3 separate regions of the Homo sapiens genome follow, and regions 1 and 3 are each linked to region 2. Evidence: chromatin loops called from intact Hi-C (ENCODE). Cell type or tissue: PC-3. All regions are shown on one strand.

The links. Hi-C counts contacts between places; a loop is a spot of excess contacts. Peaks named below come from ENCODE experiments on the same cell type or tissue, not always from the same donor. Only the 100,000 strongest peaks of a DNase experiment are listed, where the experiment ranks them.
Region 1: it touches region 2 in a loop (4-fold over the local background); 5 of 110 quality-filtered maps call a loop at or near these places.
Region 3: it touches region 2 in a loop (9-fold over the local background); 3 of 110 quality-filtered maps call a loop at or near these places.

Annotation. Positions count from the first base shown.
Region 1 is chr7:136,997,494-137,005,493 of GRCh38, forward strand. The region is part of intron 3 of CHRM2 (cholinergic receptor muscarinic 2); the gene reads left to right. The region is part of intron 2 of LOC349160 (a long non-coding RNA gene); the gene reads right to left. Among named protein-coding and RNA genes, the nearest start is that of MIR490, 98 kb to the left of the region's middle. In PC-3, no CTCF peak of the experiment used is centred here; a DNase peak (open chromatin) is centred at 1,238; H3K4me3 peaks cover 315 bases; H3K27ac peaks cover 1,482 bases.
Region 2 is chr7:137,069,932-137,077,931 of GRCh38, forward strand. The region is part of intron 1 of LOC349160 (a long non-coding RNA gene); the gene reads right to left. Among named protein-coding and RNA genes, the nearest start is that of MIR490, 170 kb to the left of the region's middle. In PC-3, no CTCF peak of the experiment used is centred here; DNase peaks (open chromatin) are centred at 3,340 and 4,690; H3K4me3 peaks cover 307 bases; H3K27ac peaks cover 2,716 bases.
Region 3 is chr7:137,137,755-137,145,754 of GRCh38, forward strand. The region is part of intron 1 of LOC349160 (a long non-coding RNA gene); the gene reads right to left. Among named protein-coding and RNA genes, the nearest start is that of PTN, 200 kb to the right of the region's middle. In PC-3, no CTCF peak of the experiment used is centred here; a DNase peak (open chromatin) is centred at 4,797; H3K27ac peaks cover 2,684 bases.

The sequences.
Region 1 (8,000 bases), 72 kb before region 2:
TACTTTTTAATGTCCAAACGCAGATGAAGGTTTCAAAGCAGAGCAAATACATATGGAAGATCAATCTCATGTGTTTTTTAAATTAAAAAGAAAGATACAGCATCTTTGAGACTCAATGCACCTGTCATTGGCAATGAATTCTGCTCTGCAACACAAAACATAATACTGTACAAGAAAGAATTTATTCTTGTCTGATCTTTGGAATTTTGTTTAGATTTCAGGCTTCCAGTGGAAATTGTCAGAATACTCTTCCTTACCCTTGGCAAATAGTTGTAGCATGTCTGAAACATGCCCTCTCCAGAAGACTTTCCTTAATTTCCCTCCCTTCTTGCAGGGCTACATAGGCAGAAATTACAGTAATGCTGTGAAATAAGCATGTAAGTCATCAGATCACTATTTAGTTTGTCCACTAAATAAGCACAGGATGAAATCACTGCCACAGAGGTGTCAGTTAATTGAGGAATCAGACAGCTGGAGAGACAGACTGGGTGAGAAAACACCCTTATCCCAAGGACAAACCTTTGCTATGACATTGAAGAGAATATACAAATGAACTTGCCAAGTAAATTGCTTTCCTTCTCTAATATATGATCTCTTGCTCCAATGCTACAGCTGGCTTTTAATGAGTTAGTAGGTACATATGGAGCTAGATTGAGAGAATTAGTTCAAGCTCATACGTTTCAATATTGAGAGTGAAATGAAGATACAGATAGCAATTTGAATCTAATTTTCAAGCCTGCATGGATGAAGGGTCACAGAAGGAAGCTGAGATGTACCAGGATATTGAAGGTGGGAGGATTGAAGATAGTGACAAAGAAAACCACAGCTGACACAAAGTGAGTCCTCTTCCATAAGGCCAACAAGGCCGAAGTAGCATAAATTCAAGAGAGATTGAGTTGTTTTCTTTTTGTAGATACACAGGGTACAGTATTTAGGAAAATGCAGATCTAAGGGAGACGTGAGTGACATCATCTCTGACCTCTCAGTCAGCATCATATGGATCCTAAGAGAATTCAAGTAAAATTAGAATCCTAAGACTCTTTTAGAGATGAAAGAGATGTTAGAGTCAAATGTCCTCATTGCCACAGGGACAAAAATCAAACTCAGAGAAATGAAATAGCATCTCTGGAATGACAATGCACATATTTTAATATCACATGCACATGCCTTTTCCATGAGTTTAGATCAACATTTCTGTTTAAAAACAAACAGATCAACGTGAGAAACGGAGAGGTGGTTTGGGTGGACAATGTGTCTACTGTCAATTTGCTTGAGTTCCTGAAAAAGGCATCATCTTGCAAATTTTTTTATTTTTGAGATGAAACATATTCTAAATAAGAACCCCTCTCAGATTACACCCCAAAGTATTAAATTAAAAAAGAAAACATGTGCACATAGTGACTCAGGAGGAGCAAACAATAGAAGTAGCTACCAGTTAGTTAATCACGCCAAATAGGTAGTTTGCAAGAAAATAAAGGCAGTATCAAATTTTAAAATTGTAGAAAAAACCCTCACTTAGATACATTGATAATTTGGGATTGGGGCTTATTTCACATAGTAGGTTTATTTAATTTAGTCATGAAATTCGCCCATGAACACTGTTGCTAATTCATGTACTTCTTTCCCTACCCTGTTTATTTGCTGTTCACTATATAGCCTAAAAATGGAAATCAGTTGAGTCATCATGAACGATGTTTATTACTGTTCATTATCTTTCAAAAATGTACCATCGGGGAGGGGAAAGAGAGCATCAGGATAAACAGCTAATGCACATGGGGCTTAATAACTAGGTGATGGGTTGACAGGTGCAGCAAACCACCATGGCACACGTTTATTTATGTAACAAACTTGCACATCCTCCACATGTATCCTGGAACTTTAAATAAAATAAAATATATTTTACTTCTTTTTTTAATTATACTTTAAGTTTTAGGGTACATGTGCACAATGTGCAGGTTTGTTACATATATATATACACGTGCCATGTTGGTGTGCTGCACCCATTAACTCGTCATTTAACATTAGGTATATCTCCTAATGCTATCCCTCCCCCCTCCTCCCACCCCACAACAGGCCCCGGTGTATGATGTTCCCCTTCCTGTGTCCATGTGTTCTCATTGTTCAATTCCCACCTATGAGTGTATTTTTAAAGCTACTAATAGTTAAACAGAAGTCACACATGACACATTCTTGCTCTGGATATCCAAAATCTGCTGCTGTTTGTTCTACATACAGGATAAGTAAATAGTACAGATACTTCTGTTCCCAACTGCTTCCCGATACTACATAAATGCTGCCACAGTCTGCAACCAAGGTTCAATTTCTGGAAATGTTGGTGAACGGGAAACAACTGTTAGCAAATTTATGTATTACAAACTTATAGAGTCCAGTAATAAATGGTGATGAATGTAAGAGGATGTGACTTCATGAAAATTGTTATTATATGGAATAAGTAGAGCAAAGCTATACAATTCACCTGAGCTTAAGAAATCCATGAATATGTTTTCTAAATAACAGAAAGTACTAAAACAACATCTCAAACAGACCTATTGCACAGATGACAATTTTACAAACTGTAAAGGTAATTATTTTTCTACTACTCCCAACCTAGCCAGAGTCAACTATTGCTTTTAAACCTTTAGACCCTCACTCATCAGTATTTTCTTTTGTTCAGCTTGTCTTTCATAATTCTTTTTCTTTCTTTTTTTTTTTTTTTTTTTTTTCGGACAGAGTCTCGCTCTGTCACCCAGGCTGGAGTGCAGTGGCGCAATCTCGGCTCACTGCAACCTCCACCTCCCAGGTTCAAGTGATTCTCCTGCCTCACCCACCAGAGTAGCCGGGATTATAAATGCCCGCCACTATGCCCAGCTATTTTTTTGTTTTTTTAGTAGAGACGAGGTTTTGCCATGTTGGCCAGGCTGGTCTCATACTCCTGACCTCAGGTGATCTGCCCACCTCGGCCTCCCAAAGTGCTGGGATTACAGGTGTGAGCCACCGCGCCTAGTCTCATAATATATTATTATTAAAAAAAAAGAAAGAAAGAAAAGAAAGAAAGAAGGAAGGAAGGAAGGAAGGAAGGAAGGAAGGAAGGAAGGAAGGGAAAAAAAGCAAGTAAACCAAATATTTTTAAAGGCTTTCCTTAACCTACCTTTCCTTAACCTACCTTTCCTTTAAATCACTTCTTCTTTCTATTTTGCTTTACCATCACATTATAAAATAGGGGTCTGTCTGTTCACCTTTTTTTTTTTAATCCATCCCAACACAAGCACTACAATGCATGTAACCAAAAACACCTGTCACGATTTTTTATCCTTTGGCTTTTATATCCTTGTGTACTTTATTGAGTGATTCATAATTTTCCAATTCGCTTAACCCCAGCATATGAAAATATTGTTTGAGTTTTATAACTCCATTGAGCCTTTAACCATTTAAGGGTTTGTTTTGTTTGAGAAGGAATGTGTGGTTCATACTTAGAATAAAGAAGCCAGCTATAGGGTGAGTGTTAAAAACTTGGTTATAAAACTTGAGATCACATATAGACAGAAATTAAACTTTATTCAAGAGGCTTCCAATCTACATTTTAAAGCACAGCTTGGAAATCTGAGGATGTACTGGGCATTGTGCCAAACATAATGAAAACTCCCCACCCCACATCTTCATCCCTGCCCCCTTCAATGCTTGTTTTTGGTCTTTCTGTAGTCTAGCTACTTCCTCCTCCCCCCTCAGACAGGGTTGTTCCCACTGTGATTTACTAGTTTAGCACTTGTTTAAAGAGGCCGGCTTTATGCACAGTCATTTGTTATTTTAATAACAATACAAAAAAGAAAATATATATACTGAGCAAAACGGGTCAAGCTGTCACCTTTGAGCTTTACAGTGGGCTTTGAAAGCAACCAAACAAGGAAGAGCCAGAGGCAAGCTGTTCATAAGTTACATTCCTAAATGCAGACACAGAGCTGAGGATGCTTTTTCATGAAGAACAGGGACTAAGAGGTGGCCTATGAATGAGAATGATTCTGTCCTTGGAACATTTGAGCTAAGTATTTCCTTCCCAACAGCCAAATATGAACCAGAGAGAAGTCTGGTTGGGGGATGCACAGACCTTTCATTTAGGGCTAGGATGAGATTTGGCCGTGGCACACTGGAGAGGGCCTTCTCAGCAGGTTGTGGGGGGCTATCTCATCACCAAAGGACTAGCAATACAATAGGTCTGTATCCCTTGTCTTGCTATGGGAGGCCTGCTCTAACCTGGTTACGACCCCTGAATTCTAGGATGACAAGGCTGTGTCTCATCTGTGGAATAATATTTCCAGATAAATGTTTTATAGTAGTCACCGTATCATAAACAAAGTTAATTCTTTTATCCTAGCCAGTCTCAGCAGAAGAGTAACATGACATGAGAGATTGGGAAACTGTCCTTCTGTGGGGTTCTTCAGACAACCTAAGCCATCTCCTACATCCTACACTCGCTGAACATAGAATGGTTGAAGGAAAGAATGAATACATATGTAGAAGAGAAGAATCTTGCTAAAAGGAATGAAGTTGTCAAGATAAATAATTAAGAGTAAGAAAGAAAAAATATGAGAAAAGCCGGTCAAGAAGACTGGCATTTAGAAGAAAGAATGCTTTCTGGTTTTTTGTTTTGTTTTGTTTGTTTTGTTTTGTTTGTTTTTTATCACAAGTTGTTTTATTTCAATTAGCAAAAGAGTTTAAGTGAAATTTTTTAAAAAGTTGTTTATTTGAAAATAGCATTTAGAGTGATATGGTAAATGCAAGTTACAAATTAACTTTATGCATATTTATAGATCATGCTCTAAGCACTCAAATTTGACATATGAAATTTTGTTATTTTTATATTTTTCAACAATACATCTCTCTCTTAGTTTCATGATTTGTTCTAAATTTGTGGAGGACCAGAAATTTTTCTTTAGTCCCTCAGAAAGATCATCTTTTTCTCCAAAATAAACTGCTTTCAGCAAAAGTAAGTTTAGATTTACTAAGTAATCTTTCATAGATCTACAGCAAGAATTTTAAATAGAGGTTCACTTGTCTGTGACACTTTGACCATTGGGTTAGGAAGAGGATTAGTCACTAAGTTTTAAATTGACATTTCTTGAAGTATAGATTGAAGATATCATTTCAGCATAAGAATCAGGATACCACAGAATGACAGTGAGATTTCTGGAATCCTTAAAATAAGTAAAAGTAAATAATAAAAGTGACATAGAATAGACTCCTATAATATAAAAATTATTTCAGGTTACTTATTTTCTTGAGAGAAATAGAGAGTACATGCTTTGTTTCTGTTTTTGTCCCTTTTTAAATGCTCTACTTGTTGATTAGAATCAACTGTTAAATTATAATGGACTCAGTAATAGTGACTGCTTAACAGTCACTATTATCATGGTGTATTATGCTAAGAGGCTGTTATATTATGTGCCTTTTTAAAAATATTGTCAATGGTAGATTTTATTTTCCACATCTTCTAGATCTTCTAGATGTGGAAAGGGGGTCAACAAATTTAAGCTCACACAATGAGAAAATAACAGAGATAGGCTTCCGTTTCAGGTTTAACTCCAAAGTCTTGTCTACTGCGTTCACAGATGCATCACAGTTAACTGGGTACGAAGTTATGGAAGGAACAGTTGCATCCCCTATACAGCATGAAGCCAGCATTTCTGCCAGCAAATCTCTTAGAAAGATATGCAGCCTGGTAGGGCTTGCTGCTGTCTCCCTCAAAAGGAGGAATCTGAGAATCAAATGCCATTCTTCAAGCTTCCATAATTGCTTACAGGAGTCTTGTTTTGTGAATTGCAAGTTCTCCTTGTACAGCATGTTGTCACATTCCACTGATGCTTTATGAGAAATTTTCCTTAACCTTTAGAAGAACAGAGACATTCTTTCTTTCTTTTCTTCTTATATGTTATTACCCTTTCCTCCTCAACTAACATACTTGATGTATGCATATGCATGCATGCATACACACACACACACACACACACACACACACACACACACACACACACACACACACACACACACACTAGTTAGGTGAATAAATACAGGCCCAGGCCCAAACCTCTCAGCTTCCTATTTCCTTCCATCTTGGGGTATTCTGGGGTTAGTAACTACTCACAGAATCCTACTCTAACATGTTATCTTAGAAGTCCAGGTGTGTATACTCCTAACCCAGCAGACAATGCATGCTAAACCAACTTTGCTGATAGTAGTATAATTGTTGATATGGTTTGGCTGTGTTCCCACCCAAACCTCATTTTGAATTGTAGTTCCCATAATCCCCACATGTTGTGGGAGGAACCCAGTGGGAGGTAACAATCATGGGGTGGTTACCCTAGTGCTGTTCTTGTGATAGCCAGTGAGTTCTCATGAGATCTGATGATTTGATAAGGGGCTTTTCCCCTTTTGCTCGGCACTTCTCTCCCCTGCCGCCTTTGCTTCCCCTTCTGCCATGCTTGTAAGTTTCCTAAGGTCCTTCCAGTCCTGTGAAACTGTGGGTCAATTAAACCTCATTCCTTTATAAGTTACACGGTCTTGGGTATTTCTTCATAGCACTCTGAGAATGGACTAATACAATTGTGCTTCAAGGAAAAACCACACTGCCTAGAAGATTTATGAACAAGTCCCAATCCATTTGCTGTCTACTGGAAGATCTTCCATTCTCAGGCATTATATAGGAATGGAAATTGTATTTAAATACTTCTGTATGTGAACTACTCACAATTTAGCTACTTTTTGTCAGATGACACAGTAGAGATGGGGGCAGAAAAAATGTACTGAGGACATTTCCAAGTCAAGATGGTTTATTTCAAGAAGGGAAATGCCACTTTTTTATCCTAGCTTTCACACTGGGCATAGTCCACATGGAACATACTCCCTGATAGAGGTAAAGATTATGGTTTGGTAATTATATCTCAGTCTAAATGGGAGACAGGTATTTGGAGAGTCTGGAGGTAAAGAGGAGTCAGGGTATTTAAATATTGATGTAGTCTCACACTAAGGGTGTTGGAAGAGGGAAGGGGCTGAGGTCTTCGGAAGAGAGGGTGGGCACAGCATGTGATGACTTATCTTACATATATTCAATTATGTTGTGATTCCCCTGAGGTCATAAACCAAAAAGTCATTTCATTTCAAGCAGTCTGGAGAGTTGACTGCCCTGATTTACCACATAAACCTCTTCATTCTCTCTGACCAACTGGCTTTATTTTAATTCTAAATTAGTGCTTTAGATACAAAAATCTTTGCTGAGTTGATGCAGCTTTTTATGTTTCTTCATCTCAATTGCCATTAGATCATTTAGTAAAGACTTTAATCTTCTCCCTGCTCTCATTTTTTCAAGTTTTCATGGGATAACACTGCGGTCATTTGGCTCAGTTCTAGAAATAGTCTGCAATCAAACTCTGGGGAAACAATCATTTTGTCTTTCGACTGGAAACAATAAAAATAGTTGCTTCCCATTACTCTCCACACTTCATTACTATTTTATTTTTACAGCTTCGTTGAATCTGGTATGAATCTTAATTATATGAGGCCTGTGTCATTTCTGTCATTGAAAAGCTAGAAGAACCAAGATTTAGCTATATGGGGGTGAACTGGTTTCTCTGTACCCTATACCTACATTCTAGGATGGCTACTAGAAGAGTGATGGTGTCCATTAAGCTCATACTTATCAGTGCATGTGTTTTAAGAGGCGATGACTAATAATAGCATGTCTACAAAACACAATCCACTTGCTTTACTTTTCATATAAATAGGCATTTTAATGAAAAGAGCAACTTTCTCTTTCTCTCCATAAGCAATGCAGCCTTAAGTAGAGACATGCTTAAAATAAATATATATTCCTAAGTATAACTAAGTGTCCTTGTCTCTACTTAACTATTATAAGATATGCTATCTGAATATTTGTTTTCTATATACTCTGAAAAAAATTTCACTTCTATGTGCACCTCCTAATATTTTCACAGCCTCTAATCTCACTTATT
Region 2 (8,000 bases):
AAGTAACAAACCCGCTTCATGTAACTTGTTGTAGGCATGGGTGTTCGGTCTCACCAGATTCAGACAAATTGGTAACTAGTGCACAGAGAACCTGCTTCACACACTTAGCTTAGTGTGGAAAATTATAGCTCTACAAACTCACATACTCTGTTTTTTATCCTTCTGTGCAACCTTTGAAGCAAAGTGGTATAGTGTGTCCAAAGGAAATTACTACTTAGGGGAATATGCAAAATCATTGAACTTTATTCTTTAATATTTATTAAAATGATTAAATTTAATGTCAGTAGGCTTTATTAAAAAACAAAAAAAATTGAAAAAGCTCTTAGAGGTAAATAATACCAAGTAACAATTTCTCACTAGTCCCAAACTGTAAATACTCCTAATTTTCTTTTTCCTTGAAAATTTCAAAAAAGGGAATATTGAGCTTATTTTCTTGCTTTTTTTACTTAAATCTGGGAACTAAAAGCCCCTAAATATTGGTTTTATCAATTTCTCTCTTTGTTTAAATGTCTCTGTGGCTAATGTACACGGAAGACCACTAGGATTCTGAAGTTGTAGATGTTCCAGTACAAAGATCCTCAGTGTATAAAAGCCTTGAGTTTTATTGCATCGAGATTCTGTATAAATAATTTCCACTTTCTGGAAGATAGTCCTGGCAGGAAATCTATTTTGTGTGAATATCTAAATCATAATCTTCTTTCTAATCTCTTGTCTGAAATAGATCTATTTAAGCTTCCTATTTCTACCTGGATCAATTTGGTAAACGATATTTTCTTAGGAAAGTGTTATTTCCTTTCAGTTTTCATAACTGTTGCAACAGAGTTGCATATAGTATCTTATTAGCAATTAGACATACAACTTCCGTATATAAGGCTATGTATCTTTTCTTATTACTAAGAGCCAATATTTTGATGCCTTCTATTTTTGGTTAGACTTGTTAGAATCTAAACAATGAAGGGCTCCCTTGCCAGAGGAGAAATACTAGACATCTCGGAGGATCAGATCACTAGGTGTTAGAGAAAAATGAGTCAGTCTACACGCTTTTTAGGGGGTATAAGAATTCTCTACACTGCCGAATTGTTATTCATATGGCACAGCCCAAAAAGATGTTCACAGACATGTCCTCCTCCCATATTCCTGTATGTGGGAAATGAGGCAGTCAGAAGCAGGAATGAAACCTGCCAAATACTGAATGAAAACAAATAATGATGCAACGAGGAATCCACTGTATAGAAAGGCCAATATGAATAAGGTTGAACTAGAAAGACTAAATAGGTCTATAACTTTAAGCATGTGTCTAAAGGCCATAAGCATTGAAATCTGAAATGCTGAACCCCGCGCAGCCCCAGATGCTCCTGTGCCCCATCACTGTGATTCCCTGATAGACAAGTACTAGGAGGAAGAAAAGCTAATCCCAAGGCACCTTCAGGCCAGGCAGGAAACTTTCTAAACCAGTGTCACTATCCCGACAATGCAGCACATCTAAATAAGGAGGAAAGAGGAGAGGGAGAAGAAAAAGAGAGAGAGTGCAAAATTATTAAAGACTGGGTAGAAGAATGGAGAGCCACATGAAATACAGAAGAAATTTTAAAAGTGTAAAAAATACTACATGCAAGCTTCTTGGCAAATAGGCTGTAAACTAAAGGAAATGAATAATTTCTTAGCTATATATATATGTCACATATATATATATATACGTCACATATATATATATATATATGTACACATACACATATATTTCTAAATCTGACTCAAAATGAAGCAAGAGGCTGGGCATGGTGGCTCACACCTGTAATCTCAGCATTTTGAGAGGCCAAGGCTGGTGAATCACCTGAGGTCAGGAGTTCAAGACCAGCCTAGCCAACATGGTGAAACACTGTCTCTACTAAAAATACAAAAATTAGCCAGGGGTGGTTGTGTGGCCTGTAATCCCAGCTATGGGGAGGCTGAGGCAGGATAATCACTTCAACCCAGGAAGCAGAGGTTGTAGTGAGCTGAGAGATTGCACCACTGCACTCCAGCCTGGGCGACAGAGCAAGACTATGTCTAAAAAAAAAAAAAAAAAAGATGAAGCAAGAAAACAAAAAGATATTAATACCATAGAAGGTTTATGAGACATAGATATCTAACAAGGAAGCATCACAAATAAAGGGCTCCACAACTAAGCTATTGGTAATCAGATAATTCTAATAAAATAGACAATAGGAAAAGATGACAATCTTTATTAATTTATTTTATGAGGGCATCACATTTTTAATTAAAACTTGATAAAGATGGTATAAAGTGTTTTTCAGAAAAATCTTATTTACAAATACATATGCATACAATCTACTTATGATATTAGCAGAAAGAATTCAGCACAAATCAAAATTATAATAAGACACAAACCACAAAGAGTACCAACTTGAAAAATGATAGTGAATTTCAAAAATTCAAAAAAAATACATGTGTAAAAAATTAATATATCAGTAGAAGTTAAGGAATTTTATAGACAGCATAAAATAAAATTTTTCATAAAAATGAAATTCTCAGGTGGGTTGATCATTGCTTTATATATTTTGAAGCTATACTATTAGATGGATATGTTAATATTCATTTTTAATGAATACAATTATTTTCTGATTGCTCTGTGAACTAACATACAACATCTCTTTTGTCACATAAGATATTTGCTGAATTAAATCTTTATTTTGTCAGAGATCAATATTGCGACTTCAGATTGTTAGAGTAGGTCTTATTTCTTACTTCATTCAATTGATTTTATTTCCTTATTCTTATTCTCCACTGGATAGATAAGATTTTCTTCCACCACTGTCATATAACACAATCTTTGTATCTGCTATGGACCAAATTTTATTCCCCCCCCCAAATTTATATGTGACGCTCTAACCCTGTATTTGGATAACAGGGTCTTCAGGACCATAATTGTACACTGTGACTGTATTTGGAGATAGGGTCTTTAGGGGATAATTAAGGTTAAATGAAGTCATAAGGGAGGGTCCCTAATTGATAGGATTGGTGGCTTATAAGGAGAGGAAGATCTCTCTGTCTTGCTGTCTCTGTCTGTCTCCTCACTCCTGCCCCCCGCATCCCCCCACCGAGCCCCCTACCACACACACACACACACACACACACACACACACACACACACCACTGGGGAAAGGCCATGTGAGACATAGCAAGAAGGCAGCTATCTGCAAACCAGAAAGAGAGCCCTCACCAGAGTCTGGCTATGCTGGCATCCTCATCTCAGACCTCCAGCCCCCAGAAGTGTGAGAAAATAAATTTCTGTTGCTCAAGCCACCCACTCTGTGGTATTTTGTTATATTGACTTAAGGTGACTAATACAATGTCTTTCTCCCACTCCTCCCACTTCCTATACTCTCCCACTTCCTATACTTCACTGAGGAAAGTGTTGGATTTCAGCTGAAATAAAATGGACAAAAGGACAGATTCAGGAAGCATTTCCCATGAATCTCTTACATTCTGGCACTGTTGCCATTACTGAGCCCCCTGCCAGATTGCTTACTTTCTACTGTAGTGATGCTGAAATGGTGTCTGGTATTTTTCTTCTTTTGTATGGCCTCAAACTGATATGTCTCCCCTGACATCAATGTTACTATGCCAGGCTGACTTTGGAGTAGAATTGTGTCTGTGGCAAGCTAGAAGTCAGCACATCATGGAGATTCTCTTTGCCCTAAGCTGGGAGCCAGCTTGAGAAATGATCTGAGAAAGACTTGAGGACAGAGGACTCATGCAGGCAGCTAAGGTTCAATGAGGTAATGCCTCATTCTGTCCCAAGACCTGTGGGTTTCAGTGAACTCCTCAGTTCAATCTGGGTCCCTCAGGAAATGCCAGACAATACATGTGGGCCTCATTTTACCAACATAAAAGGAGAGGAGGACAAATCCATGGAGTGTTATGCTTACTCCCATCTGACACAGGAAGCATTGGGTAAAAGAAGCACATGAATGTGAAGGGGCGGAAAATGTATTTTCTTCAAAGGCCTTTCCACTTAACACAATGGCCATACCTAATCATTTCTGAATGTTTATTAAATGGTAATATTTGTTCTCAAAAACACTAATTAGAGAGCTAAACTACACACATGCAAAATGGCCTATGAGTCATTGATTGGTATTTCTACAGAAAACTTCAGTTTTTATCTGTTTACAAATCAACTAAAGCATGAGGTTACAACTACTTTTGACTTTCGCAAGTTTTTTGGGTCAAAAATAGTTTTTCAGGTAGTGAGTATTGGGCTGCCATCATACAACTTTAGCTGTCTATGACAAGGGGCAATCATATGCAAACAAGTGAGAAGAGAATACGAAAGATTGTAAAGCATTTTGTTTGTTTGTTTGTTTTCTTCTCCTGTTTGTTTTCTTGATGAAAATTAAGAAATTATAAATCATCATTGTGATTTTTTGCAAATATGCTATTTGTGGTAGATCTGAAATTTAAAAAAAATTAGAAGTCTTCTATTTACTTTCAAGGTTAAGAGCAACATCATTCCACTGTGTAGTTTATATGTTCCTAATAAAGAAAGAATTCTTGAGAGATAAAGTGTTGCTGGTGGCTCATAGCTTATAAATGTTACAGATTTTGATGTCTGAGTCATTAAAACAAAGTTTACTTTACTCATTTTTTTAAATTCAGTATTTACTTCATACTAGATAAGATTATCCAGTAGAAATTCAGCAAATGGTCGCAAATGACTCCTCAATTTCTCTTTATTAGACATCAGATGATAAGTACTGTGTACATACCCTGGGGCCACCTTTATGCCATCTAAACCCCAGCAAAGAAGGATGGAAAGAGTCAAAAGAGGAAGAGAGAGTGGCAATGGTACCAAGACTAGCTTTCATTCTTTTCGTTCTTGCCAGGGATTACAATGTCACAAGCCTGGGGCAGGATCTTAATTGGAAGTATGAAGCTAAGGATTATAGAAAGTATGTGACATTTGTGCCTTGTACATTTCTATAAACATCTTTGGAGCCCCTTAGGGAAATGAGACTGGGAGGTTTTTCTTTATTTTTCTAGAATCTTTGGTTCTGGAGGGCTAAGAAAGATCAAGGCAAAGATCCTGGAGTCAGAGTTCAAGCTGCTTACCACTGGTTCTAAACTCAAGGCAATAGGGCATATTGACCCTTCCAATCATCGTCCATATTTCCCAGAACAGGTGAACTGAAGAATATTGGAGAGTGTGGCCGATCTTATAAGTTCCTCTCAAGAAATCAAGACTGGAATACAAGGTATTCACACCCTAACAGGCCTGCTAAGTACTCAGGAATAGATGAGATGTGCAAGGCCCAGGAGTCTGGACTCTCACCGGTAAGAATAAGCTTCTTCTCCTCCTAAAATGACTAAATGCAAAGAGATGATAGGGTAGGGTCCTCACAACAACTGATGGTGACAGTTGAATTAGTGAAAGGGCATTTCTAATGGCATATTTCTGAGAAAGAGGGCAGGAGTAGAGAATTATTGTTCAGTCAATTATCCGTAGCACCCTAGGCCATGCTGGCAAATACAGGAATTGCATTTATTATACAATTAATTAAAAACATCACTTTTGCCTTTTTTAAATGATTATAGATTCAGAAAAGAATATAAGTGAACTGCCTTCCCCTTCACTCACCAAGCATGGATGGGGAAAAATGAAGTTACTTTGAAGAGACACCATATATTCAATGAAATTAAAAACAATAATAATCCCCATCACATATGGAATGTTGACCTTTCTTGGATAAAATTTGCTTCAATTAGACAATGAAATGAATTTTTTGTATGAATGAGCTGATACCCGACATTATTTAGTATTTGTCTGTGTGAACTCGAGCCCCAAGCTAAAGTAACAATCAACTCTCTAACTGTCCTTCACTAAATAACACCTTCTTCTAAGCAATAAAATAAACTGATTATTTATTTTAAATATTTGTTAAGTTTAAATTCCCTTATATTCATGATCAATACTTTTTAAAAATTAGGAAGCTCTAGCTCCAATGCCAATGTTGTGATTTTATGGTGTTCTGTTTACATACGTTAAGCAGTCTGAATATTACATTCAGAATACATTTTAGTTGTATTTCAACAGGGTCTTGGACTTACCTTAAAACAAAGGTAGTTTGGGGCTCAAATTAAAAGTTATTACTTTTTACACTTATTTTCTTATAAGGCAACAAACATAAACTTAATTATATGATACTGTTAGAGCCAAAGCTTTGGATCTAGTAGTATTTTAAAAGAAACTAAAAGATCAAAAAGAAGCTCATAAGAACTATGTAACTGAAGAGTTAAAAAACATTCTACCTAAATGTCTCAGCAATTTCTGAGTTTCTTCAAGCTAGTTTTCCTCAAAGAGTAAATCTGTTTCAAAGTTGTGAGGTTCTGGAGGAAATGATCATTCACTCTAATGGAAATTTACTACCTTCCTGAGAGTTCGGAATTCTTCTTAGAGAGAGAGAGAGAGAGAAAAGGCATCTTATTCAGCTAGAAGGAAGGTGATAGCTTCCTGGAATGATCGGAATATCAAAAATCAATGCCTAGATTCAAATCAAGGACCTTGGACTCAAGCCAAGACAAGGTAGGACTACTAAATAAATAAATAAATAAATAAATAAATAAATGGAAAGGATAAGAGCAAAGAAGACACTTAGAAGTCAATGTAGGGCACCTCATGTGTACATTGCAGTTACCAGAGGAGACTTCTCTTCCTGAAGGGGAGTGTACTGCTCCCTGGTTCTGCTGGTGAGAGAGTGCTGGTCAAAGAACAGGTTCTGTTCCAGTGGAAGAGAATCAAATAGACAAAGAAACTAGCACAGAACACCTAATATAAAAGGAAATTATTTCCCCCATCTGATGGTACAGCCAAGTCTGTTTCTCTCATGTCTACCAGTGGGCATCAGGCAATTCTGCTATCTTTGCCAACAAACATTTCTTTACATCCTGAATCTAAAAGCAAGAGTTTTAAGCCTCTTTCTTGCACCTTTATTTATAATCTCCATGAACAGTCTCACTTAAATGAATTGCACCCACATCTGAATCCTTTAGATAATCATATCATAAGACTGGCTTTCATCTGTCCAATTATGCCTTGTTATTTCTATTACCTGAAACTTCCGGCACAATACCTGAAGATCCACTTGTGAAAAGATCCATTTGCAAAAAGCCAAACCCTACACAAAGGTTCAGATCTAGTAGTGTTTTAAACAAACATAAAGGATCAAAAAGAAGTTCATGATATACCAACTATATAATTGAAGAGTTAGGAAAAAAACAGTTCTACCCAAATGTCTGACTTGTTGAGAGCCTAACCCTACACAAAACAGATCAGATGAAACCAAGAAGTGCCCTTCAAGGTGTTGCTAAATATAGTTACACTCTATAAGACTGTGCATTCCTGGTTCAAAATACAATTTTCTTCCCTGACTTATGTATGTTTCTCTTTGACTTACTCTTCTCTCAGCCAAGTATTTGGTATGCTGTGACATCTTTTTACTTCCCAAAGAATAAGCTTTAAAAGTGAAGTATTTATACAAAGTAGATGACAATAAGTTCGTAAGTTTATACTGTCAAACCTGTTTTTACCCTAACACCCCATCCCACTCCTGGTTTTATGCTTGATAAGTCTACTTGATAATTTACGATTAATAAAATTACTCATTGCCACTCTTATCAAAGCATGTGTCTTCCTGTAAAAAGACTTCAAAGAGAAGAAAAAGCTGCTAGTAAAAGCAGGAATAATAAGATTTGGGGTATGGATCCATGAATATTAATATTAATATCAATATTCTAGATGCCTTCATTAATTGAATTAGAACAGGAAAACTCTCTTCTATATGAATGCTCACAATAAGCATCTATTTAATCCTACATATATTTGAGATGTACATATATATGGAGAGAGTGAGGGGCCGTCATGGTGAAAGAGGTTGGACAGCACTGAAGTTTTCATTATTTACAAATTTTCATTCGTAATACATTTTCATTATTAATACTTT
Region 3 (8,000 bases), 68 kb after region 2:
AAGTTCTGGCCAGGGCAATTAGGCAGGAGAAGGAAATAAAGGGTATTCAATTAGGAAAAGAGGAAGTCAAATTGTCCCTGTATGCAGAGGACATGATTGTATATCTAGAAAACCCCATTGTCTCAGCCCAAAATCTCCTTAAGCTGATAAGCAACTTCAGCGAAGTCTCAGGATACAAAAGCAATGTACAAAAATCACAAGCATTCTTATACACCAACAACAGACAGAGAGCCAAATCATGAGTGAACTCCCATTCACAATTGCTTCAAAGACAATAAAATACCTAGGAATCCACCTTACAAGGGACGTGAAGGACCTCTTCAAGGAGAACTACAAACCACTGCTCAATGAAATAAAAGAGGATACAAACAAATGGAAGAACATTCCATGCTCATGGGTAGGAAGAATCAATATCGTGAAAATGGTCATACTGCCCAAGGTAATTTATAGATTCAATGCCATCCCCATCAAGCTACCAATGACTTTCTTCACAGAATTGGAAAAAACTACTTTAAAGTTCATATGGAACCAAAAAAGAGCCCGCATTGCCAAGTCAATCCTAAGCCAAAAGAACAAAGCTGGAGGCATCACACTACCTGACTTCAAACTACACTACAAGGCTACAGTAACCAAAACAGCATAGTACTGGAACCAAAACAGAGATATAGATCAATGGAACAGAACAGAGCCCTCAGAAATAACACCACATATCTACAACTATCTGATCTTTGACAAACCTGAGAAAAACAAGCAATGGGGAAAGCATTCTCTATTTAATAAATGGTGTTGGGAAAACTGGCTAGCCATATGTAGAAAGCTGAAACTGGATCCCTTCCTTACACTTTATACAAAAATCAATTCAAGATGGATTAAAGATTTAAACGTTAGACCTAAAACCATAAAAACCCTAGAAGAAAACCTAGGCATTACCATTCAGGACATAGGCACGGGCAAGGACTTCATGTCTAAAACACCAAAAGCAATGGCAACAAAAGCCAAAATTGACAAATGGGATCTAATTAAAGTAAAGAGCTTCTGCACAGCAAAAGAAACTACCATCAGAGTGAACAGGCAACCCACAAAATGGGAGAAAATTTTCACAACCTACTCATCTGACAAAGGGCTAATATCCAGAATCTACAATGAACTCAAACAAATTTACAAGAAAAAAACAAACAACCTCATCAAAAAGTGGGCGAAGGTCATGAACAGACACTTCTCAAAAGAAGACATTTATGCAGCCAAAAAACACATGAAAAAATGCTCACCATCACTGGCCATCAGAGAAATGCAAATCAAAACCACAATGAGATATCATCTCACACCAGTTAGAATGGCAATCATTAAAAAGTCAGGAAACAACAGGTGCTGGAGAGGATGTGGAGAAATAGGAACACTTTTACACTGTTGGTGGGACTGTAAACTAGTTCAACCATTGTGGAAGTCAGTGTGGCGATTCCTCAGGGATCTAGAACTAGAAATACCATTTGACCCAGCCATCCCATTACCGGGTATATACCCAAAGGACTATAAATCATGCTGCTATAAAGACACATGCACACATATGTTTATTGTGGTACTATTCACAATAGCAAAGACTTGGAACCAACCCAAATGTCCAATAATGATAGACTGGATTAAGAAAATATGGCACATATACACCATGGAATACTATGCAGCCATAAAAAATGATGAGTTCATTGTCCTTTGTAGGGACATGGATGAAATTGGAAATCATCATTCTCAGTAAACAATCGCAAGAACAAAAAACCAAACACCGCATATTCTCACTCATAGGTGGGAATTGAACAATGAGAACACATGGACACAAGAAGGGGAACATCACACTCTGGGGACTGTTGTGGGGTGGGAGGAGAGGGGGAGGGGGGAGGGATAGCATTGTGAGATATACCTAATGCTAGATGACGAGTTAGTGGGTGCAGCACACCAGCATGTCACATGTATACATATGTAAGTAACCTGCACGTTGTGCACATGTACCCTAAAACTTAAAGTATAATAATAAAAATAAAAATAAAAATAAAAAATAAAATAAATAAAAAAATAAAAAATAAAAAATAAAAATGGGCAAAGTACATGAACAGACATGTCTCGAAAGAAGGCATACATGCAGCCAACAAGTATGAAAAAAATGCTCAACATCACTAATCATTGGAGAAATGCAAATCAAAACCACAGTGAAATACCATCTCACACATAAGTCAGAATGGCTACTATAAAAAAGTAAAAAAATAGCAGACGCTGGTGGGGTTGTGGAGAAAAGGGAATACTTATATACTGCGGATTAGGATGTAAATTAGTTCAGCCACTGTGGAAAGCAGTATGGAGATTTCTCAAAGAACTTAAAACAGAACTACCATTTGACCCCGCAATACCACCACTGAGTATATACTCAAAGGAAAATAAATTTTTCTACCAAAAAGACATATGCACTCATATGTTCCTTGCAACACTGTTCACAATAGCAAAGACATGGAATCCACCTAGATGCCCATCAAGAGTGAACTGGATAAATAAAATGTGGTACATACACCATGGGATACTACACAGCCATTAAATAAAAAAAAAACACCTCCCTTGCAGCAACATGGCTGCAGCTGGAAGCTATTGTCCACAGTAAACTAATGCCAGAACGAAAACCAAATACCACGTTTTCACTTACCAGCAGGAGCTAAACATTGAGTGCAAATGGACATAAAGATGGGTACGAGAGACACTGGAAATGACTTGAGGAGGGGGTATGAGAGGGGCATGGGTTGAAAAACTACCTATCAAGTACTGTGCTCACTAACTTGGTGATGGGATAATTTGTAACAGCATCAAGCAATTTACCCATGTAACAAATCTGAACATATATCTCCTAAGCCTAAAATAACAGTCAAAAAATGGGGAAAAAAAGAATGACAATGCAGTGTTTGGTTTAGTATATGACTAGAAGAGCACAAACATCAGGAAGGGAGAAATTGCAATGTATTACTGTAATATTCTTACACAACACATGAATATTATTTGAAAATAGATTGTGTTAAATCATAGATACAAACTATGGACACTAAACATGCAAAATAAATTATAGCTAATAAACAAATTAAAGAGATAAAATGGAATAATACAAACATTCATATAATCCACTCAAAGTCAAGAAAAAAACGAAAAGTAAACAAAGATCAGATGGAATAAACAGAAAACAAATAGTGAGATCATACTCTTTAAAAATCTAATCTTATAAATAATTACATTAAATATAAATGGTGTAACTGCCAATTCAAAGGCAGTAACTTTCGAATGGAACAAAAAGCAAGACCCAATTATATTCTTTCTGCAAAAAAACAATGCACTTCAAATATAAGACAAAAATAAAATAAGTAAATGAATGTAAAGACTATGCCATGCTAACTCTAATAAAATGAAAGTTACACTGGTTATATAAATATAGAAAGTATATTTCAGATCAAAGAATATTACCAGGGAAGAAGAGAAAAAGAAGGTTTTACATAATGTTAAAGGTATAATTTTATGAATTGGACCTCACAATCTCAAATATTCGTGTACCTGATAATGCAGCTTTAAAGTATATAACAAAAAAACTGATCAAACAGGAAGAAATAGACAAATCTAGAAGTACTGTCAGATATTTCAGTATCCCCCTATAATTGACATTAAATGCACACAGAAAATTATTAAGCATCTACAGAACTTGAACAGTGCTACCAACTGACTTAACCTAATTGAGTTATAAAACACACAGAACCAGAAACGGAAGAATACACATTCTTTCTGAAAGCACAGAGAACATTTACAAAGATGGACTATATTCTATCCATAAAGTTTAAAGGGTTAATGTATACAATGACATCTGATAACAAGAAAATTAAATTAGAAATCAATAACAGTCAAATATTTAAAAAATCCTCAAATTTTGGAAACTAAATAATTCATAGATAAAAGAAGAAATTGAGAGTGGGTCAAAAATATTTACCAAAATAAAAATTAAAATACAATGTACCAAAATTTATAAGATGCCACTAAAGCAGTACTTATTAATAAGAGGAGAATTTAGGGCATTAAATACTATAAAGGTACCAAATTAATGACTTCACCTTTATTTTAAGAAACTAGAAAAAGAAGAGCTCGAATTTGTGGTAGAAAGGAAAGAGTAAGTACTGGAGTGACAATCAATAAAATAGAAAAGACAAAAGAAAAAATAAATGAAGCCAAAAATTCGTTCTTAGAATGAGTAATAAATGTGATAAACATTCAGTCATACTTACTAGGGAAAAAATGGGAGAAAACATAAGTTAGAAATATCATGAATTAGAAGTGACATCATTGAAGAGTCTACAGACATTAAAAGAATGATAAGAAAATATATTTTTATAGTCTTAACACCATACATTCAGTTACCTAGATAAAATGAACAAATAAATTTCTTGAAAGTCACAAAGTATAAGTGCTCACTGATAACTGAATACATAAATAATGTTAATATATTGATATCAATTTATTAAGTTAGATTTGTAGGAAAAAAAAAAAACTTCTCACAAGAAAAACTCCAGATACAGATAGCTTCACTGGAGAAGAAAACCAAACATTTCAAATAAATAATACCCATTATACACCAACTCTTGAAGAAAATTTAAATGAAAGAAATGCTTCCTGCCTTAGTCTGCTTTGATTGCCATATAAAATACCAAGACTGCATGGCTTAAACAACAGAAATTTATTTCTCAGAGTTCTGAAGGCTAGATAGCCTAAGGTTAAGATGTGAGTAATATAAGATTCATTCTGAGTACTCTTGAGTCATAAGTAGTTGCCATCTCTGTGTGCCCACAAGACCTCTGGACACACAGAGAGGAAGGGAAAGAAAGAAAGCAAATTCCCCCATGTGTTTTCTTATAAGGGCACTAATCCTATCATGAGGGTTCTAATCCTTCTGACCTCACTCTGACCTTAATTACCTCCCTACAGCCCCATCTCTAAACACCATCACACTGGGAGTTAGGACTTAAACAAATAAATTTTGTGAGAACACAAAAGTTCAATTCATATCACTTTCCAACTCATTCTATAAAAATAACATTACCCTGATTCTAAAACTAGTTTAAGATATTACAGGAAAAGCACAGACCAATATCCCTCATGAGTGTAAATACTAAAAATCTAAAGAAACTTAGAGAAAATTGAGCTCAATGACATATTTTTAAAAAGACAATACATCATGATCAAGTGGAATTTATCCTGGGAATGCAATACTGGTTTATCAGAGGATCTGTCAATGCAAATCACCATATTAATAAGCCAAAAAAAACAAACAAAAAACCAAGTTACATATAATAATTTCCATGCAGAAATACTTTTGACCAAATTCAACTTCCATTTCTTTTTTGTTGTTGTTGTTGTTGTTGTTGTTTATTTTGAGAGAGTGTCTCACTCTGTCACCCAGGCTGGAGTGCAGTAGTATGAACACGGCTCACTGAAGTCTCAACTTCTGGGGCTCACACTATCCTCCTGCCTCTGCCTACCAAATCAACATCCATTTCTTAAGTATTTGATAACACAACATATTAAATTAAGTAATAATTTAATTGTACATTAAAAATAACTAAGAGTATAATTGGATTGTTTGTAACACAAAGGATAAATGCTTGAGGGGATGGATAGCCAGTTTTCCATGATGTGATTATTATACATTGCATGCCTCTACCAAAATATCTCATGTACTCCATAAATATATAAAGCTACTGAGTACCCAGAAAAAAATTAAAAATAAAATTTTAAACTTTCAGCAAACTAGAATTAGAAGAGAACTTCTGTAACTTAATAAAGGGCATGTGTGAAAAACTTACAAGTAATAGTTCTACGTAATGACTTTGGATCTGATTACAGGCCTGTATTCCATTACAAAATCCATCTAACTGCGTGCTTAAAATCAGTAAATTTTGTTTTATATAAATGATATTTCAGTGAATCTGGTGAAAAGTTACATTATAAAATCTCTCATGTAGAATGTTATTTTACCTTGCACGCTACTAATCATTATCAGAACATCACCTATAAATTTTTATTGAAAGGGGCTTCTCACCCCCTCCTCCACACACAAACTACTCCATTTTAAAACACAAATCATGACAAATTATTCCTTTCATCAAGAAAAATGGTGTCTATGTAACTTATTCCCAAGTGTTGTAATCTATTTTCTTCAGTGATATCTTCCTGCCAACAATTCATCATATTTTGTTTTCAGACCTTTAACAATGATATAAATTTTATGTATCAAAAATATTATAACAACCCATTTCTACTTATGTGTCAAATCTTTCCTCCTAATTATTTTATTTCTTCCACTTAATAAACAAATGCCCCGGGTTATTACAATTTGCTTTTCCCCTGGAGAGTTTTATACACTTTATTTACACTGCCTCACCAAAATTATTAACAAGAATATCTTATTATTATTACATTATAGTGTCCCCAGGCAGAACCTGAAGTCTTGCTGAAACTAAAAGCTGGCAGAAGCTATTGATATTTTTATACAGTTCCAGGTAAGACAATAGAGAGAGGTTAGCATAAAGAGCTGAAGCTATTTGGGCTTCTTAATGCAACATAGATGAAAAGAGTCAAGAATGTAGTCCCAGCCTACCAAAAAAATAAAAACAAGAAAATTAGAGCAGGTGATAGAAAACCAGGGTCAGAACAAAACTGACAATTAAGGGTTGCAGATAACTGCAAACCAAGAGTCAGAGACTTGAGAGCAATGTCAACAAAGGTAGAGGAATTTGGGACTAATACATCAGCGAATTACTGGGATCTTCAGAATCAAAACAAAAATGAAATAGGAAGCATTCACAAGGTTTAAACTTGAAAAAGTATGTCTGGATCAAAGCATCTATTTGCAGATAATTACCCCCAAGTTTCTGTCTACAATCACTAACTTTAATCAAATGATCCTCTGATATGCCCGTGCTCACATAGGCCTTGCTCTTCTGGCCCTGCAATACTTTGGACCAGAAAACAGATTGATGCAATGAAGGGAGGAGAATCAGAATGAACAGTTTAATTAAAATAACATTTTTAGCTGAATTCTCAAGGTATTTACGTCTAAACCAGATATCTTTCTCTCTTTCTCTTTTTTTTCTTTCTTTCCTTTTTTTTTTTTAGACAGAGTCTCACTCTGTCACCCACGCTGGAGGACAGTGGCACGATTTCAGCTCACTGCAGCCTCTGCCTTCCCAGTTCAAGTGATTCTTGTAGCCTCCTGAGTAGCTGGGATTATAGGCATGTGCCGCCATGGCCAGCTAATTTTTTTTTTTTTTTTTTTTTTTTTTAGTAGAGACAGGGTTTCACCATGTTGGCCAAGATGGTCTTGAACTTCTGACCTCAAGTGATCCACTCTCCTTGGCCTCCCAAAGTGCTGGGATTAGAGCCGTGAGCCATCACGCCCAGCCCCAGAGAGCTTTCTTACTTGAAATTCTTGTTTCTATCTATGCTTTGGCTTTTCTTACCATTTTGATGTGTTCTTGGTATCACCTTGAAAAGCCCTGTTACTGGTTTCTCCTTTCTCATCCCGTGATTCAGCTCCATGGATAGCAGACTAGAGTTGTAGCCTACATAAGAATGTGGCTATAATTTTGCATATCCTTGGCTTCTCACTCTGCCCAGTCTTTATTTCACAGTAGCAGCAATCACATATTGACAAGACGTATTGTTTAGAAGACTTTTCTAAGACTTACAGAAAGTGCTTGCTAGAAGTATGTCTTGGATTATAATATCATTATTAATACAGCAATAGTGTTTAAAGAGTATTCCAGGATTCCAATGAATGTATTTTAGGCAACAGAGTTAAGAGCTCTTGTCCAACTGGGCTTGTTGAACTGTATCTCTAGTCATCATTGTCCCATTTGTTCTTAATAGAGTTATCACTTGAATGAAATGAAATTCTAAGCAAAATAAAATAATTTGAGTTAGGTCAGGAAGAGAAG